Regions from separate parts of the Homo sapiens genome. Here region 1 is linked to region 2. Evidence: read pairs that join two places in POLR2A ChIA-PET (ENCODE). Cell type or tissue: PC-3. All regions are shown on one strand. Links, peaks and the distances in the headings refer to the core of each region. The heading gives the core; the rest is flanking DNA. Region 1 overlaps WIPF2 (WAS/WASL interacting protein family member 2). Region 2 holds the start of MSL1 (MSL complex subunit 1).

What was found. Peaks named below come from ENCODE experiments on the same cell type or tissue, not always from the same donor. Only the 100,000 strongest peaks of a DNase experiment are listed, where the experiment ranks them.
Region 1: POLR2A ChIA-PET joins it to region 2 with 12 read pairs; 4 of 35 experiments call an interaction of 5 or more read pairs at or near these places.

What each region holds. Positions count from the first base shown.
Region 1 is chr17:40,248,352-40,256,719 of GRCh38, forward strand. WIPF2 (WAS/WASL interacting protein family member 2) reads left to right here. Exons shown (of 8, transcript NM_133264.5): 2 at 8,040-8,171. The coding sequence starts at 8,109. Among named protein-coding and RNA genes, the nearest start is that of WIPF2, 33 kb to the left of the region's middle. In PC-3, for the core only: no CTCF peak of the experiment used is centred there; a DNase peak (open chromatin) is centred at 3,420; H3K27ac peaks cover 1,069 bases.
Region 2 is chr17:40,116,474-40,124,833 of GRCh38, forward strand. It overlaps MSL1 (MSL complex subunit 1), which reads left to right and starts at 5,498. Exons shown (of 9, transcript NM_001365919.1): 1 at 5,498-6,907. The coding sequence starts at 6,140. It overlaps LOC124904001 (a long non-coding RNA gene), which reads right to left and starts at 5,367. Exons shown (of 2, transcript XR_007065752.1): 1 at 5,311-5,367; 2 at 4,056-4,940. RefSeq lists silencers at 4,949-5,108, 5,339-5,538, 5,579-5,788, 5,849-5,988, 6,089-6,138 and 1 more and an enhancer at 6,339-6,977. In PC-3, for the core only: no CTCF peak of the experiment used is centred there; no DNase peak of the experiment used is centred there; H3K4me3 peaks cover 4,137 bases; H3K27ac peaks cover 2,288 bases.

The DNA of each region.
Region 1 (8,368 bases), core at 124-8,123, 130 kb after region 2:
GAGATGGGGGTTCCACCATGTTGGCCAGGCTGGTCTCAAACTCCTGACTTCAAGAGATCCGTCCGCCTCGGCCTCCCAAAGTGCTGGGATTATAGGCGTCAGCCACTGTGCCTGGCCTAAAAAATATTTCTTATTAAATAGAGACAAGGTCTCACTTTGTTACCCAGGCTGGTCTCTAAGCACATTCGATCCTTCTGCCTCAGTCTCTCAAAGTGCTGGGATTGCAGGCTTGAGCCATAATGCCCTGCCTGACTCTCTTTCTACCAAACATTTATGTTTCATCTCTGATGCTGTTAGAGAGATTTCATTTGATTTGAACTATGGGATCAGAAGAATTCCATTAGGGAGGAGTGTCTGGAATCTTTTTCTTTTGAAGACACAACTGTCTTCTCCTTAGATTATCTGGGAGATAGAGTAGTCAAAGCTGTTGTGGTTTTTTCAGAGAGGATCCTGAAATTTGTTTTACCTATCTCTGTTTCTTTGTATTGAGAAATGGTTTATTAGGATATTAAGTAATTAAACATATATTGAAGAAATAAAGATGATTTTCTTTTTGATATCTCAGATTCCTATTCATATGACTGATTCTTGTAAGGAAGGACTGGGACCTTAAGATTTTGCTGAGTGAGGGAGGTGGCCTGTTTTTTTAAGGTCAGTTTTTTTCCCTTTTGGGATTTTGTTCAGTGCTTTGATACAAAAACTGTAATTTACTTTGTAGTCAAAACTGAGATCAAAGGAAAGTACTGTTACCTGAGGCATGAAAATAGAAGATAGCATTAAGATTTAGAATTTTTCTTGATTTTCGTGTCTTTTTAAAATAACTTGCAATTGAAACCTGAGTTTTAGAGCAGCAGAATGCCATTTGAATAAAGGCCCCAGATTGTAGTGGTAACTAGGATACCTCTTAGATAATTTTAAGTGTACGAGAAAAGCAAGAACTAAACTGGATTCTTCATTTATCACGTGTAAAGGGTAGTAGTTGGTGTCTTTGTACTAAGGAAGTCTCCTGTTTTTAAAATGTAGGAATATTTGGAGTGAAACATTAGGAAATTGAATAGAAAAATAGGCTTTGTCTTTTTAAAGATGGATAGAAGGAAGCAGTTTTTTTTTTTTTTGAGATGGCTCTTCGCTCTTGTTGCCCAGGCTAGAGTGCAATGGCGCAATCTTGGCTCACTGCAACCTCTGTCTGCCTCCTGGGTTCAAGCGGTTCTCCTGCCTCAGCCTCCCGAGTAGCTGGGATTACAGGCATGCACCACCATGCCCGGCTAATTTTGTATGTTTGGTAGAGACAGGGTTACTCCATGTTGGTCAGGCTGGTCTTGAACTCCTGACCTCAGGTGATCTGCCTGCCTCGGCCTCCCAAAGTGCTGGGATTACAGGTGTGAGCCACCGCACCCTGCCAGGAAGCAGTTTTTAAAAGTGCATTACTTGAGTTTTATCAAGACTTATTTCTGAATTCTGTGATGAATTTGACATCAGGAAGATTTTTTTTTTTTTTTGAGATGGAGTCTCGCACTGTCACCTGGGCTGGAGTGCGGTGACGTGACCTTGGCTAACTGCAACCTCCGCCTCCCGGGTTCAAGCAATTCTCCTGCCTCAGCCTCTGGAGTAGCTGGGACTACAGGCACCTGCCACCATGCCTGGCTAATTTTTTGTATTTTTACTAGAGACAGGGTTTCACCATGTTGCCCAGGCTGGTCTCGATCTCCTGACCTTGTGATCTGCCCGCCTCAGCCCCCCAGAGTGCTGGGATTACAGGCCTGAGCCACCCTGCTGGACCGGACATCAGGAAGATTTTAAATAATACTCTCTGGTGTTTATTTTTAAGATATTGACTCCTGAGGATGTGCAAAGCGAATTTTATCATGTTTTTTTTTTTTTTTTTTTTTTTTTTTTGAGACAAAGTCTCGCTCTGTCAACCCAAGCTGGCGTGCAGTGGCGCATTCTCGGCTCACTGCAAGCTCTGCCTCCCGGGTTCACGCCATTCTTCTGCCTCAGCCTTCTGAGTAGCTGGGACTACAGGTGCCCGCTGCCATGCCCGGCTAATTTTTTGTATTTTTGTATTTTTTTTTTTTTTTTAGTAGAGACAGGGTTTCACCGTGTTGGACAAGATGGTCTCTATCTCCTGACCTTGTGATCCGCCCACCTCGGCCTCCCAAAGTGCTGGGATTCCAGGCGTGAGCCACCACACCCGGCCTTTATCTTGGTTTTTAAGATGGAAGGGCTTAAGAAAGGAATGAGAATTACTGTGTTTCCGAACTTGAGGCAGCCTCAAGATGTTTCTGAAAGTCAAGGTCTCTGAAGAGCACAGATGGTGAGGTTTGTAGTTCTAATTTAATAGATCAGAAAGGAAATACTTAAAATTCTGTAGAGAACCTTCTTGTTCTTTTCTAAATTTAATCTCAGGTTTAACCTCAAGACCATTAGATTCTTAGCTGCACGTGGTGGTGCTCACTTGTAGTCCTATCTTCTCGGGAGGCTGAGGCAGAAGGATCACTGGAGCCCAGGAGTTTGAGGTTACAGTGAGCTATGATGGTGCCAGTACACGTTAGCTATTAGATTCTTTTTTTTTTTTTTTTTTTTTTTGAGTCTCGCTTTGTCACCTAGGCTGGAGTGCAGTGGCGCAATCTCGGCTCACTGCCAGCTCCGCCTCCTGGGTTCATGCTATTCTCCTGCCTCAGCCTCCCGAGTAGCTGGGACTACAGGCGCCCGCCACCACGCCCAGCTAATTTTTTATGTTTCTTAGTAGAGACGGGGTTTCACTGTGTTAGCCAGGATGGTCTCAATCTCCTGACCTTGTGATCCGCCCTCCTCGGCCTCCCAAAGTGCTGGGATTACAGGCGTGAGCCACTGCGTCCAGCCTATTAGATTCTTAGTATTGCAATAGACAGTGCTTCCAGAAGGCTCAAATTTGTCCTTTGATTAATCACAGTTGGTTAGTGAAATTTGTCTTTCTGTTGTCAAATGTTATGAATTGTTTTGGTTCATTTTTTTTTTTTTTTAACTCAAAGTAGTTCTCAAAGCAGACCCTCTGCATTGGATTAGCGATTATAAGTCTCAGTCCTAATTTGATGTAAACAAAAAGCTTCTTTTGGGAGTTTTTCAGGGAAAGGAAAGTTGTTTTAATTTGAATTCACCTAAATGGGGCTGTTCTTGGAAACATATAGAGAACTGTTTGTATTCTATAACTAAGAAATTTGGAATGAGTTAAATTTCATTTGGGGAAAAATAGAAAATTGCTAAACCACACTAATTTCCAGGGGAGTTTTTTGTTTGTTTTCTCCATAGTGATTAGTGAAAAGGAAGAAGTCAGGAGACCTGGATATGAGGCCTAACTCTGCACTTTATTCCTGAGTGATCTTGGGCAGTTGCCCTTTGATGAGTCAGTTTTTCTCATGTACATGTAGGCACTCCCACTCCTGGGACTTCAGTGTCCTCACCATAAAATGGGAAGGATAATACATCATTATGTAATAAATGTCATTGATAGGAGTGTGTCATGCATACAATCCCTGTGGAGCCAGAAGAAAGCTTGAGAGCCACTGTTGGTAGTCAACACTAAAGTCAGTCACTTGATATAGATGGTGTTTCTTTGATTTAACTTTTTTTATGTACTTAATTTTTTAAGGGGTCTTGCTGTGTTGCCTAGGCTGGATCCAAAAACAAAGGCTCAAGTGATCCTCCCTTCTTGGCCCCCTGAATAGCTGCAATTATAGGCAAGCGCCACTGATGAATCTGTTTTTCAATTAGAGTTTGAATTGAGTCTATTTTAGGAAGGCATCTTTAACTGTGTAATATATTGCTTAAAAAAAATTGCTATGCTAGAGAATTCCTGCTTTGCTTAAATAAGTGGAGCACACTGACAGGCATAAGGCTGTTCCTTTTAGGTCATTATTCACCTTGTAGCACGGAGATTGGATCACCTATGGACATGGAAAGAGTAAAGGACTTGTCTGAGTCTTTTTTGGGTCATTCTAGGAGATCCTTTCAATTATGGCAATGGCCAATGGCTGATAGAACTAGAAACCCAGGCCGGGCATGGTGGCTCACCCCTGTAATCCCAGCACTTTGGGTGGCCGAGGCGTGAGGATCATTTGAGGTCAGGAGTTTGAGACCAGCCTGGCTAACTTGGTGAAACCCCGTCTCTACTAAAAATACAGAAATTAGCTGGGTGTGGTGGCATGCGCCTGTAGTCCCAGCTGTTTGGGAGGTTGAGGCAGGAGAATCGCTTGAACCTGGGAGGAAGAGGTTGCAGCGAGCCGAGATGATGTTACTGTACTCCAGCCTAGGCAACAGAGACTCTGTCTCAAAAAAAAAAAAAACTAGAAACCTCCTCAAAAAGGCAGGACCTCTGGTGACTGGAATTAGTTGAAAATGTTTGTTTCTGAATCAACTGTTATTTTCCCTGGTTTGTTTGGTTTTTTTTTTTGAGATGGAGTTTCGCTCTTGTTGCCCAGGCTGGAGTACAATGGCGCGATCTCGGCTCACCACAACCTCCGCCTTCCAGGTTCAAGCGATTCTCCTGCCTCAGCCTCCCTAGTAGCTGGGATTGTAATCCCATGTGCCACCATGCCTGGCTAATTTTGTATTTTTAGTAGAGATGGGGTTTCTTCCATGTTGGTCAGGCTGGTCTCGAACTCCTGGCCTCAGGTGATCTGCCCGCCTCAGCCTCCCAGAGTGCTAAGATTACAGGCATTAGCCACCGCGCCTGGACTTTTTTTTTTTTTTTGAGATGGAGTCTCACTCTGTCACCCAGGCTGGAGTGCAGTGGTGTGATCTCGGCTTACTGCAAGCTCCGTCTCCCAGGTTCACGCCATTCTCCTGCCTCAGGCTCCCAAGTAGCTGGGACTACAGGTGTCTGCCACCACACCCAGCTAATTTTTTGTATTTTTAGTAGAGACAGGGTTTCACTGTGTTAGCCAGGATGGTCTCCATCTCCTGACCTCATGATCTGCCCGCCTTGGCCTCCCAAAGTGCTGGGATTACAGGCGTGAGCCACCGCGCCCGGCCTATTTTCCCCTTTGTTTCCTACTAGCTTTCTTTGCTAATGCTGTGGGCACTTTGGAATGGAATGGTCACAGTAAACCCAGGGGATGCAAAGAAAAGAAAGGTTTTGTTTGTTGGTTTTTCTACTTCTTGTGTTTTCTTTATTTTAAATTCCTTTCCCCCACCTGGTGATAGATGTTCTGCTTATGATTTACTGTTTCGATCAATTTTTAAAGCCTCGTATGTTAAACGCCTGGCAAAGAAAGACTGCCCTTGGTTTTGAAAGCAGAAATAAAAAGGTATTTCCCTTGGAGGGAATTTATCGGCTTATTTCTTGAAGTGAGTACAGACACCATTCCCCACAGGAACCACTTAGCCTGAGGACTGTCCATTTTTTTGTGGTTAGAGGAAATAGCTCTGTTGGGCAGCCAGCCTATAGTGGCATCACACTGGCAGGAGTTGGGATTTTGAAGACTTTTACTGTCTCATTTCTGATCAAATTCTACTCTCCTGCAGTGGTTTTTGGTTTTATAGAACTGTTGGAAAAATTTCCCTTTCCTTTCATCATTCCCAGAGCATTGAGAGAAGTATTAAATTACTGCATTATTGACAGAGAGGTTTTGGTCACCCATGTAAGGAGTTCAGAACCAGGCCTTCCCAGTGGGCTGCCATGCTGGTTTGATTTTTTTTTTTTTTTGAGACAGAGTCTCACTCTGTCATCCAGGTTGGAGTGCAGTGGTGCGTTCTGGGCTTACTGCAACCTCCGCCTCCCGGGTTCAAGCAACTCGGCTGCCTGAGCCTTCCAAGTAACTGGGATTACAGGTGTGCACAACCATGCCGGGCTAATTTTTGTATTTTTGGTAGAGATGGGATTTCACCATGTTGTCCAGACTGGTCTTGAACTCCTGGGCTCAAGCCGTCTTCCTTTCTCCATCTCCCAAAGTGTTGGGATTACAGGCATGAGCCACCATGCCTGGCCTCCTAATCTTATTAATAACCTTGCTTAGAAGCAGTTCTTCCATGGATTGATTGGTGAGGTTGGTTACCATCTTGAACCTTTCTTGTCATCTGTAAGTTGTACTCATGGTGGCCATGTTATTTTGGCTTCCATTTTTTGGGGGGAGGGGGTCAAAAAATGGGATTTCCTTAAAATGGCTTTGTGGGGGTAGTTATTGTTCTTGAGTTCTGGTTTTAGTCTGATCTGTAAAATGAGGATTACTTGCAGACTATAATAGAGGGGCAACTATATAGTTTTTGAGTTTTAAGTGTTTGGTGATCTGATAAATGGCTGTCAGATTCCAGGGATGTGACTATACCAGATGTTGGTAAACTGTGGCCCATAAGTCAGATCTGGTCTACAGCCTGTTTTTGTATGGCCCATAAACTAAGAATGATTTTTCCTTTTTTTTTTTGAGACAGAGTTTCGCTCTGTTGCCCAGGCTAGAGGGCAGTAGCACTTTCTTGGCTCACTGCACCTCCACCTCCCGGATTCAAGCAGTTCTCCTGTCTGAGCCTCCCGAGTAGCTGGGACTACAGGCACATGTCATCACGCCCAGCTAATTTTTGCATTTTCAGTAGACATGGGGTTTCACATATTGGTCAGGCTGGTCTCGAACTCCTGACCTCAGGTGATTCACCTGCCTTCCTCGGCCTCCCAAAGTGCTAGGATTACAGGCTTGAGCCACTGTGCCCGGCCTGATTTTTACATTTTTAAGAGGTTATAAAAATCAAGAAAATGAGAAGATAAGCCTCAGACTGGGAAAAAATACTTGCAGAAGACATATCTATTAAAGGACTGTTATCCAGAATATACAAAGAGCTCTTAAAACTCAACAATAAAAAAGCAAAAACAACCCAATTAAAAATATGGGCCAGCCAGGCATGGTGGCTCACACCTGTAATCCCAGCTGTGAGGCTGAAGTGAGATGATTGCTTGAGGCCAGGAGTTGGAGACAAGCCTGCACAATACAGGGAGCACCCATCTTTAAATTTTTTTTTTTTTGAGACAGAGTTTCTCTCTTGTTGCCCAGGCTGGAGTGCAGTGGTGCGACATCTGCTCACCCCAACAACCTCTGCCTCCCAGGTTCAAGCGATTCTCCTGCCTCAGCCTCCCGAGTAGCTGGGATTACAGGCATGTGCCACCATGCCCAGTTAATTTTGTGTTTTTAGTAGAGACAGGGTTTCTCCATGTTGGTCAGGCTGGCCTTGAACTCCCAATCTCAGGTGATCCACTCACTTTGGCCTCCCAAAGTGCTGGGATTACAGGTGTGAGCCACCGTGCCCGGCCTAAATTTTTTTTTTTTTTTTTTGAGACGGAATCTCGCTCTGTCATCCAGGCTGGAGTGCAGTGGCACCATCTCGGCTCACTGCAAGCTCCGCCTCCTGGTTTCACGCCATTCTCCTGCCTCAGCCTCCCGAGTAGCTGGGACTGCAGGCGCCCACCACCACACCGCTACTTTTTTGTATTTTTAGTAGAGACGGGGTTTCACCATGTTAGCCAGGATGGTCTCGATCTCCTGACTTCGTGATCCACCCGCCTCGGCCTCCCAAAGTGCTGGGATTACAGGCATGAGCCACCGCGCCTGGCCCAAAAATTGTTTTTAAATTAGCTGGGCGTAATGACATGCATGCTTGTAGTCCCAGCTACTTGAGAGGCTGAGGTGGGAGGATTGCTGGGGCTCAGGAGTTCTAGGCTGCAGTGAGCCATGATTGCACCACTGTGCTCCAGCCTGGGCAATGGAGAGAGTCCCAGGGTCTTTAAAAAAAAAAAAAAAAAAAAAAAGGACACAAGGCCTAAATAGACACCTTACCAGAGAAGATAAACAGATGACAAGTAAGCATATGAAAAGATGTTCAGCATCATAAGTCATTAGGAAATTGCAAATTAAAACAATTGATTTAAACAGATTTACCAAGCCCTGGACTGTATCACAGTGGAACTAAAAGATAAGGTGTTCAGTCTCTTTTGATTACCATGCCCAGTTCTCTCATTCTCCTGGGCACTTGTATCTAATGGTAAAGCTGTTCTTAATGAGTTTCTTTTTCATTTGCAGGTATATGAATGACCTAAAGGTACAAATAAAGACGGAGAGAGAACAGTGCCAACTGGGAGCAGGGCAAGAATGCCAATTCCTCCTCCCCCGCCACCCCCACCTGGTCCTCCTCCACCTCCCACATTTCATCAGGTAGGTAGTCCTTCCATTAGGCTATCTCAAAACCTTTGAGTAAATAGGTTGATGGTCCTCACATACTTTTTTTTTCTTTTAACTCCTTTTGGTTAAAATTTCTAGATTTTCCTACTAGTAGCATTCCTATTCTTTAATTCTGTTTTTAACATTCCAGATTGTTATTCCTAGTATTAAAGGATACTTAGGGCTTCCTT
Region 2 (8,360 bases), core at 361-8,360:
CGGCCTCCCAAAGTGCTGGGATTACAGGTGTGAGCCACTGTGCCCAGCTGCAATGTTCTTACCTCTGCCTGAAATGTCCTTTGATCTCAACCTTCAAGGCCCACCTCAGTTGTCACTTCCTCCTTAATTCCTTCCAGATGGTATGTTCAAATTTGTTCCTAGACAAATTTACTCTTCTCTAGGTTTCACTATTTTATTAGAGACAGAGTCTTGCTCTATCAACCAGGCTGGAGTTCAGCAGTGTGATCATAGCTCACTATAACCTCAGCCTCTCGGGCTCAAACAATCCTCCCGCCTTAGCCTCCCAAGTAGCTAGGACTACAGGCATGCACCACAATGCTCGGCTAATTTTTTTTTTTTTTTTTGAGACAGAGCCTCACTCTGCTACCCAGGCTGGAGTGCAGTGACTTGATCTTGGCTCACTGCAACCTCTGCCTCCCAGGTTCAAGCGATTCTCCTGTCTCAGCATCCTGTGTAGCCGAGATTACAGGTGTGCGCCACCACATCTGGCTAATTTTTGTTTGTTTGTTTGTTTGAGATGGGAGTCTTGCTGTGTCGCCCAGGCTGGAGTGCGATGGCACGATCTCGACTCACTGCAACCTCCGCCTCTCAGGTTCAAGCGATTCTCCTGCCTCAGCCTCCCGAGTAGCTGGGATTACAGGCATCCACCACCATGCCCAGCTAATTTTTGCATTTTTAGTAGAGACGGGGTTTCATCACGTTGGCCAGGCTGGTCTCAAACTCCTGACCTCAGGTGATCCGCCTGCCTCGGCCTCCTAAAGTGCTGGGATTACAGGCATGAGCCACCGCACCCGACCAAACGTTATGACCACAAAGGGACTCAAACCCTCAATCTTCTGATCTGAAGTCAGACACCTTATCCATTAAGGCCACACGGTCTCCTACTCTAATTTTTGGATTTTTAGTAGAGACTGGGGGTTTCACCATGTTGGCCAGGCTGGTCTCAAACTCCTCACCTCAAGCGATCTGCCTGCCTCGGCCTCCCAAAGTGCTAGGATTACAGGTGTGAGCCACCAGACCCAGCCATAATTTTTAAATTTTTTGTAGAGACAGGGTCTCACTATGTTGCCCAGGCTTGTCCCAAACGCCTGGCTTCAGGTGATCCTCATGCCTTGGCCTCCCAAAGTGTTGAGATTACAGGCGTGAGCCACCACACCCGGCCCTATTTTTTAATAGAACTGCCACCCTCAGTCAAGCTAAAGGTCAAAGGTAGGTAGATGCTTTCTCTTAATATATCTAAACAGCTCATTTAATCATTTAACCAATATTTATTAAATGCCTACTTTGTGGCAGGTATGGTTCTAGGTGCTGAGGATATGGCAGTAACAAAACATGAAGCAGCCCAGTGCTGTGGCTCACACTTTTAATCCCAGCACTTTGGGAGGCTGAGGCAGGTGGATCTCTCGAGGTCAAGAGTTTGATACCAGCCTGGTCAACATGGCGAAACCCTGTCTCTACTAAAAACACAAAAATTAGCCAGGCGTGGTGGTGCACGCCTGTAATCCCAGCTACTTGGGCAGCCGAGGCAGAACAGTCACTTGAACCTGGGAGGCAGAGGTTGCGGTGAGCCGAGATTACACCACTGCACTCCAGCCTGGGTAAGAGTGAGACTCCGTCTTAAAAAACAAACAAACCCCCCAAAACTATGAAGTTTACATTGTAGTGGGGGAGGATAAGGTAATAAGGTAAATTAGAGGTAATACATGCTAAGGAGAAAAATCAAGCAAAAAAAGGGAAGAGGCGGTTTGGAGAAGGCTGTGAGTATACATAGCGGGGGCCAAAGGTCTCAGCTGACATACAGTAAAGAGCTGAAGGAGGTGAGGGAGGAAGTCATGTGGACATCTGAAGGAAGAGGGATCTAGGTAGAGGGAACAGCAACTGCAAGGGCCTGAAGGGGCCAACAGAAAGGAGTGAATAACAGTAGAAACTAAAGTCAGAGAGCAGTACCAGGGAGCCAGATCCTACAAGCCTTAATGATTTTACTTTTACTCCAAGTGAGATGGGAAGCCATGAGAGGGTTCTGAGTAGAGAAAGATCATGATCTTACTCCCATCTTACCAGGACCACTGTGGCTGCTGAGTAGACTTAAGTGATGGAAGGCAAAGGTTGAAACTGAGAGACCAATTACAGTTACTGCAATTAAAACAAGTGAGATAGGATTGTGTGGCAGAGGCCAGGGTGGAAGTTGTGGAGGTGTTGAGAAACTGTGGGATTTTGGACATACATATACATATATATATATATATATATATATATATATATATATGTATTTTTTTTTTTTTTTGAGATGGAGTCTCCCTCTGTCACTCAGGCTGGAGTGCAGTGGTGGGATCTCGGCTGACTGCAAGCTCTGCCTCCCGGGTTCACCCCATTCTCCTGCCTCAGCCTCCCGAGTAGCTGGGACTACAGGCCCCTGCCACCAGGCTCGGCTAAATTTTTTTTTTTTTTTGAGACGGACTCTCACTCTGTCGCCAGGCTGGAGTGCAGTGGCGCGATCTCGGCTCACTGCAAGCTCTGCCTCCTGGGTTCACGCCATTCTCCTGCCTCAGCCTCCCGAGTAGCTGGGACTACAAGCGCCCGCCACCATGCTTGGCTAATTTTTTGTATTTTTAGTAGAGACGGGGTTTCGCCATGTTAGCCAGGATGGTCTCGATCTCCTGACCTTGTGATCCGCCCACCTCGGCCTCCCAGAGTGCTGGGGTAACAGGCACGAGCCACGACGTCCAGCCTTGGACATACATTTTGAAAGGCAATGGGGTGACAAAGAGAGGAAGACTGGGCTGGGCGCGGTGGCTTACGCCTGTAATCCCAGCTTTGGGTGGCTGAGGTGAGCGGATCATGAGGTCAGGAGTTTGAGACCAGCCTGACCAACATGGTGAAACCCCGTCTCTACTAAAAATACAAAAATTAGCTGGGCATGGTGGTGCATGCCTGTAATCCCAGCTACTCTGGAGGCTGAGGCAGGAGAATCGCTTGAACCCGGGAGGTGGAGAGGTTGCAGTGGGCTGAGATTGTGCCACTGCACTCCAGCCTGGGCAACAGAGCAAGACTCCGTCTCAAAAAAAAAAAAAAAAAAGAGTAAGACTGTAGAAGTGGTATTTGGGTGTTTGGGTGGGAGGAATTCGGGAGCTTGATTTTTAGATGTAAGTTTGAAATACCTAGGCCGGGCGCGGTGGTTCACACCTGTAATCCCAGCACTCTGGGAGGCCGAGGCGGGCAGATCACGAGGTCAGGAGATGAGACCATCCTGACTAACACAGTGAAACCACGTCTCTACTAAAAAATACAAAAAATTAGCCAGGCGTAGTGGCAGGCGCCTGTAGTCCCAGCTACTGGGGAGGCTGAGGCAGAATGGCGTGAACCCGGGAGGAGCTCGCAGTGAGCCGAGATCGTGCCACTGCACTCCAGCACTCCAGCCTGGGCAACAGAGCAAGACTCCACCTCAAAAAAAAGAAATACCTATTAGACATCCAACTGGGTATGTATACTAGACAGTTGGATATATGATTCTGGAGTTAGGGGATGAGTCCAGAAAGAAATATAAATTACGGAGCTGTCAGCGTAGAGATGGTGCAGAAAGTCTTGACGCTGAAGGCTGGGCACAGTGGCTCACTCCTATAATCCCAGCACTTTGGGACGCCCAGGTGGGAGGATCGCTTGAGCGAGTTCAATACCAGCCTGGGCAACAAAGGCTGGTATTACAAAGGCCCGTCTCTACAAAAAAATAAAAAGTTAGCCAGGTGTGGCAGCCCAAGCCTGTTGTCCCAGCTACTTAGGAGACTGAGGTGGGAGGATCACTTGAGCCCTGGAGGTTGAGGCTGCAGTGAACCATAATTGTGCCACTGTACTCTAGCCTTGGGGACACAGCAAGACCCCAGTGCCACAAACACACAAGCCTTGACATGGAAAGAGATCACCACATTCTATGTGCCCTCTCATCCCTGCTCACTCCATTACTTGGTGTCCCTAAGCTCAATACTTCCCTTGCTGATCTGAGGCCATACAGTCTGGTGAAAGAGGGCCGGACTCTTGGCTTCTTAACACATTCACATACGTTTGTTTAAAATTTCCAGTGTTTCATGCTTTCAGCCCACAAAGCACAGACACAGTTTTAATGAGAGGTTTTCACATCAGGCCAGAGAATGTCAGTCTTCTCCATCTCCATAGAGATTTTAAAAAGCACACCTCAGACAAAAAAGAAAAACAAGCAATTAAGACTATTTCAGGGCTGGGCACGGTGGCTCACACCTGTAATCCCACCACTTTGGGAGGCCGAGGCGGGCGGATCACCTGAAGTCGGGAGTTCCAGACCAGCCTGACCAAGGAGAAATCCTGTCTCTACTAAAAATACAAAATTAGCTGGGCGTGGTGGCGCGTGACTGTAATCCCAGCTACTCGGGAGGCTGAGGCAGGAGAATCGCTTGAACCCCGGAGGCGGAGGTTGCAGTGAGCTGAATTTCACCATTGCACTCCAGCCTGGGCGACAGAGTGAGAATCCGTCTCAAAAAAAAAAAACGTTTTTTTCACAAGGAATTCTGAGGACTTGTTGGCTCAATTGCTTGGACATAAAGACACACATACATGAAGCTGGAGAGATAGGAAGAAGCGCTCAACACAGAACACCCTAAGTATCCCTACTCCCTTTCAAGGACTAAATCCCTTCAGAGATTTCCTTTGCTTCAGTCCTTCAGGAGCCTCCCGAAGATGCTAGGAGTCGTTTAAGAAGGCTGGAAGATGGCCGTTGGGAAGGAACTGTTGGTAGCTGGCAATACTTCATCCCAAGGAGGCGGTGGCAATAGCTCCCTGGGCAGCAGACATCATGGATTTTCCTCCCTCTGGGAACCAGAGGTCCCTCCGTTTCTGGTTTGAATCCCTTAGAGACAAAGAACTTCATTCTCTCCCATACCCGCGTGGGACTGCTGGGGAGGAGAGGGGGTGGAGGGGTTAGACTTCTACCCCCATGAAACACCCGCGGGCTCAAAGAGGAGCCTGGATCCTGACTGGTCCAGGAGGCGTGCGGGGCCGCGGGGCCCCTCCGGCTTGGGCCAGGCGCGTTGCCAAGATGCCCGGGGAAGGGGCCGCCCGGCGCAGGCCGGGGACGTGGAGCGCTCGGGGCGCTCCCACGTAGGCCACACATTGGCCGCCTGTATCCTCCTTCTTTCCTCTCAACTCCATTCTCTCGCGCTTTTTTCCCGGGGAGCCTCCGCTTTCCCCTTCTTCCCGCGGCCGCCCTCGCCCTTCTTCCCCCTCCAGACCCTCCCCCGGCTCGCCCCTCCCTCGGCAGCCCACCTTCACCCCGCTCCTCCGCGCGCTCCTCGGTCCTCGCCCCTCAGCCCCGGCCTCCCCTCGCCGGCCCCCGGCCCCCGCGGTCCCCTCCCTGCCCCCCTCGAGGCGGCGGCGGCCCCTTTCACAATAGCGCGGCCCGCCTCCCTCCTCTCGGCTCCCGGTGCACTCCCGCCCGCTCCCCTCCCCGCGCATGCGTCCTCCGGTTGGCGGCGGCTGCGGCGGTGGCGGCTACGAGCGGCTCCGTTTTTTTAAAGGGAAACGCTGAGGCGCCGGGGGTGACTGTGGGGGAGGGGGACCCCGAGCCGCGGAGACCCCCGGGAGAGGCGACAGACCCCCTCTCCCGGAGTAGGAGGGCTTTGGGCGGACCCAGCCCTCCACCCCCTCCTGAGGAGGAGGGGGGGGAAATGGAGGCTCGGGGCGGTTGAGGCGAGCTCCGGGGCGGGGGGCCGGGGCGGGGAAGGGGGGGTGCGGGGTGGGGAGACGAGGCGGGCCCGGCCGGGCCAGGGGGGGCCGAAGCGAGCTCCGGGGATGAGCTCGGGGGCGGCTGGGTGCGAGCTCCTGCCTCTGAGGCGAAGGCGGCGGCGGCGGCAGCAGAGGCGGCGGCGAGGCCCCCATGGGCCGGCGGCGGGCCTCAGCCGCGGCCTCCACGTCTCCGCACGCCGGCGGGATGGCGCCCGGGCCCCGGAGGAGCCGCGCTAGCGGAGGCCTGCTGCCGCGCTGCTGAGGCGAGCCCGCCAAACTCCCCTCCCCCCCCTCAGTCCTCGACCCCCCGCACCTCGCCCCTTCCCCACCCCCTCCTCCGCCTCGGTGCCCGGCGCTGCTCCGGACCACTATGACCATGAGATCCGCGGTGTTCAAGGCGGCCGCGGCCCCTGCCGGCGGCAATCCTGAGCAGCGACTGGACTACGAGCGGGCTGCGGCGCTGGGCGGGCCCGAGGACGAGCCTGGGGCGGCCGAAGCCCACTTCCTCCCCCGGCACCGTAAGCTCAAGGAGCCGGGGCCCCCGCTGGCCTCCTCCCAGGGCGGGAGCCCCGCGCCTTCCCCGGCCGGCTGCGGCGGCAAGGGCCGGGGCTTGTTACTCCCGGCCGGGGCGGCCCCCGGGCAGCAGGAAGAGAGCTGGGGCGGTTCGGTGCCCTTGCCCTGTCCGCCCCCGGCCACCAAGCAAGCCGGCATTGGGGGGGAGCCTGCCGCAGCCGGAGCCGGCTGCAGCCCCCGGCCCAAGTATCAGGCGGTGCTGCCCATTCAGACGGGCTCTCTCGTGGCGGCGGCCAAAGAGCCTACGCCCTGGGCTGGGGACAAGGGTGGGGCGGCCTCCCCCGCTGCCACCGCCTCGGACCCGGCGGGACCCCCACCACTACCTCTGCCCGGGCCGCCACCCCTCGCGCCCACCGCCACCGCCGGGACCCTGGCGGCCAGCGAGGGCAGATGGAAGAGTATGAGGAAGAGCCCTCTCGGGGGTGGTGGCGGCTCGGGAGCCTCCAGTCAGGCCGCCTGCCTCAAACAGATCCTTCTGCTGCAATTGGACCTCATCGAACAGCAGCAGCAGCAGCTGCAGGCCAAGGAAAAGGAGATCGAGGAGCTGAAGTCAGAGAGAGACACGGTACGGGAGGGGTTAATCTGCATTCGGGCCGAGGAGCGAGTTGTGCGCATGCTCGGGGGAAGGGGGCTGTAGGAGGTTAAGGCACCCCCGGGTTAGGGGTAAAGGAGGTTGGCCACCGGCAAAGGAGTATCTTAGGCGCTGGGTCTCTGGGAGCCAGGCTCACAGACACGTTGGGTTGGAGGGAAGGGTTAAAGGGCAACCTCTCAGGGGGAGGGGGAGGGGTTTCAGGTGCCAAAGGGTTAATTTAAAATGACAGCCCCAGACGTGTGGGAAAGACGTTTAGTGGAAAAAGACGTGATCTGTGAGGGGTTAAAAATGAAAGGGTGGGGTGTAGGTGTTGTGTCCTTATGGAAGGGTTAAATTAAAGAGCTATTGCGTTAGAAATGCACGGTGGAGGAGAGGGCTGTAGCAAGCAGCTGTTGCTTTCACCACTGCTGCAGCATCTTTAGATAGGAGGGCAGTAGGCCTTTTAGTGGGCACAGGGGTAGAGGTGATTTACGTGGAATCCTATTTTAGTTTTCTTAAATGATATTAAGAGAATCACTGCCTTTGATTTCAGACAGCTTTTAATAGGAACCTGAGTTCTAATACATGACCCACTGACCAGGTCCCTTTTATAAGCATGGTGTTTGAAACTGGAAGATTTTAGGGCATCAGGGGAAAGTAAGCTTATTAAATGTATTAAATAGACCTCCCCATCCTTATTTTAGAATCTTAGGGAGTAGGAAAGTCGTTTATTATTTCTTTACTTCTGAGGAGCTTGGACGACACAGGCTTGTTTTTACTGCAGCAGTAGTTAAGGGCATCTCTGCGTTAAAACATATTCCTTCAGATATGAGGGAAGCTGGGGTGGGGGGTATTACTGTGCTAGCATACCTTACAGCTGCCTAAAAATAAACATGGTTTCTACAATTGTTGTGTTCAGGCTGCAGCAGTCTCTCTCTCCCTCTCTCCCTCCCTCTTCCTCCCTCCCTGTCTCTTTCCCTTTCTCTCTCTCTCTCTCTCCCTCCCTCCCCGCCGTCCTCATCTCTCCCTCTCTCCTCTTTCTCTCTGGCGTCGTGTGCGCTAAGAGCTGAGCAAGGGAGCAAGCGGCTATTCATTTTGTTTGCTTTCCAAATGAATCTCATCGGGTGGCTGTTTTATTGGAGAATGCATTCTGCAAGGTGGATTGGGAGCTGGGGCAGGTCTCATTAAAATATCTCATGGTGTTGATTTGTGGAAGTTACTCAACATGGAGGTGGCACTGCTCAGACTGTACTGCAGTCTAGGGGTGTGATGGTACCGTAATTACAACACATCATATCCTTGTATGGGGGGAGTGGGAAGAGAAGGACCAGTGAAGGAGAAAAAAATCAAGGAAATGTCACCCACAAATGGTGGTTAAGGGCTGTGAATCAAAACATATACAAGGAGATGAAATGAGAGTATGGCTGATAGGGGGGTTCTCTGCTGA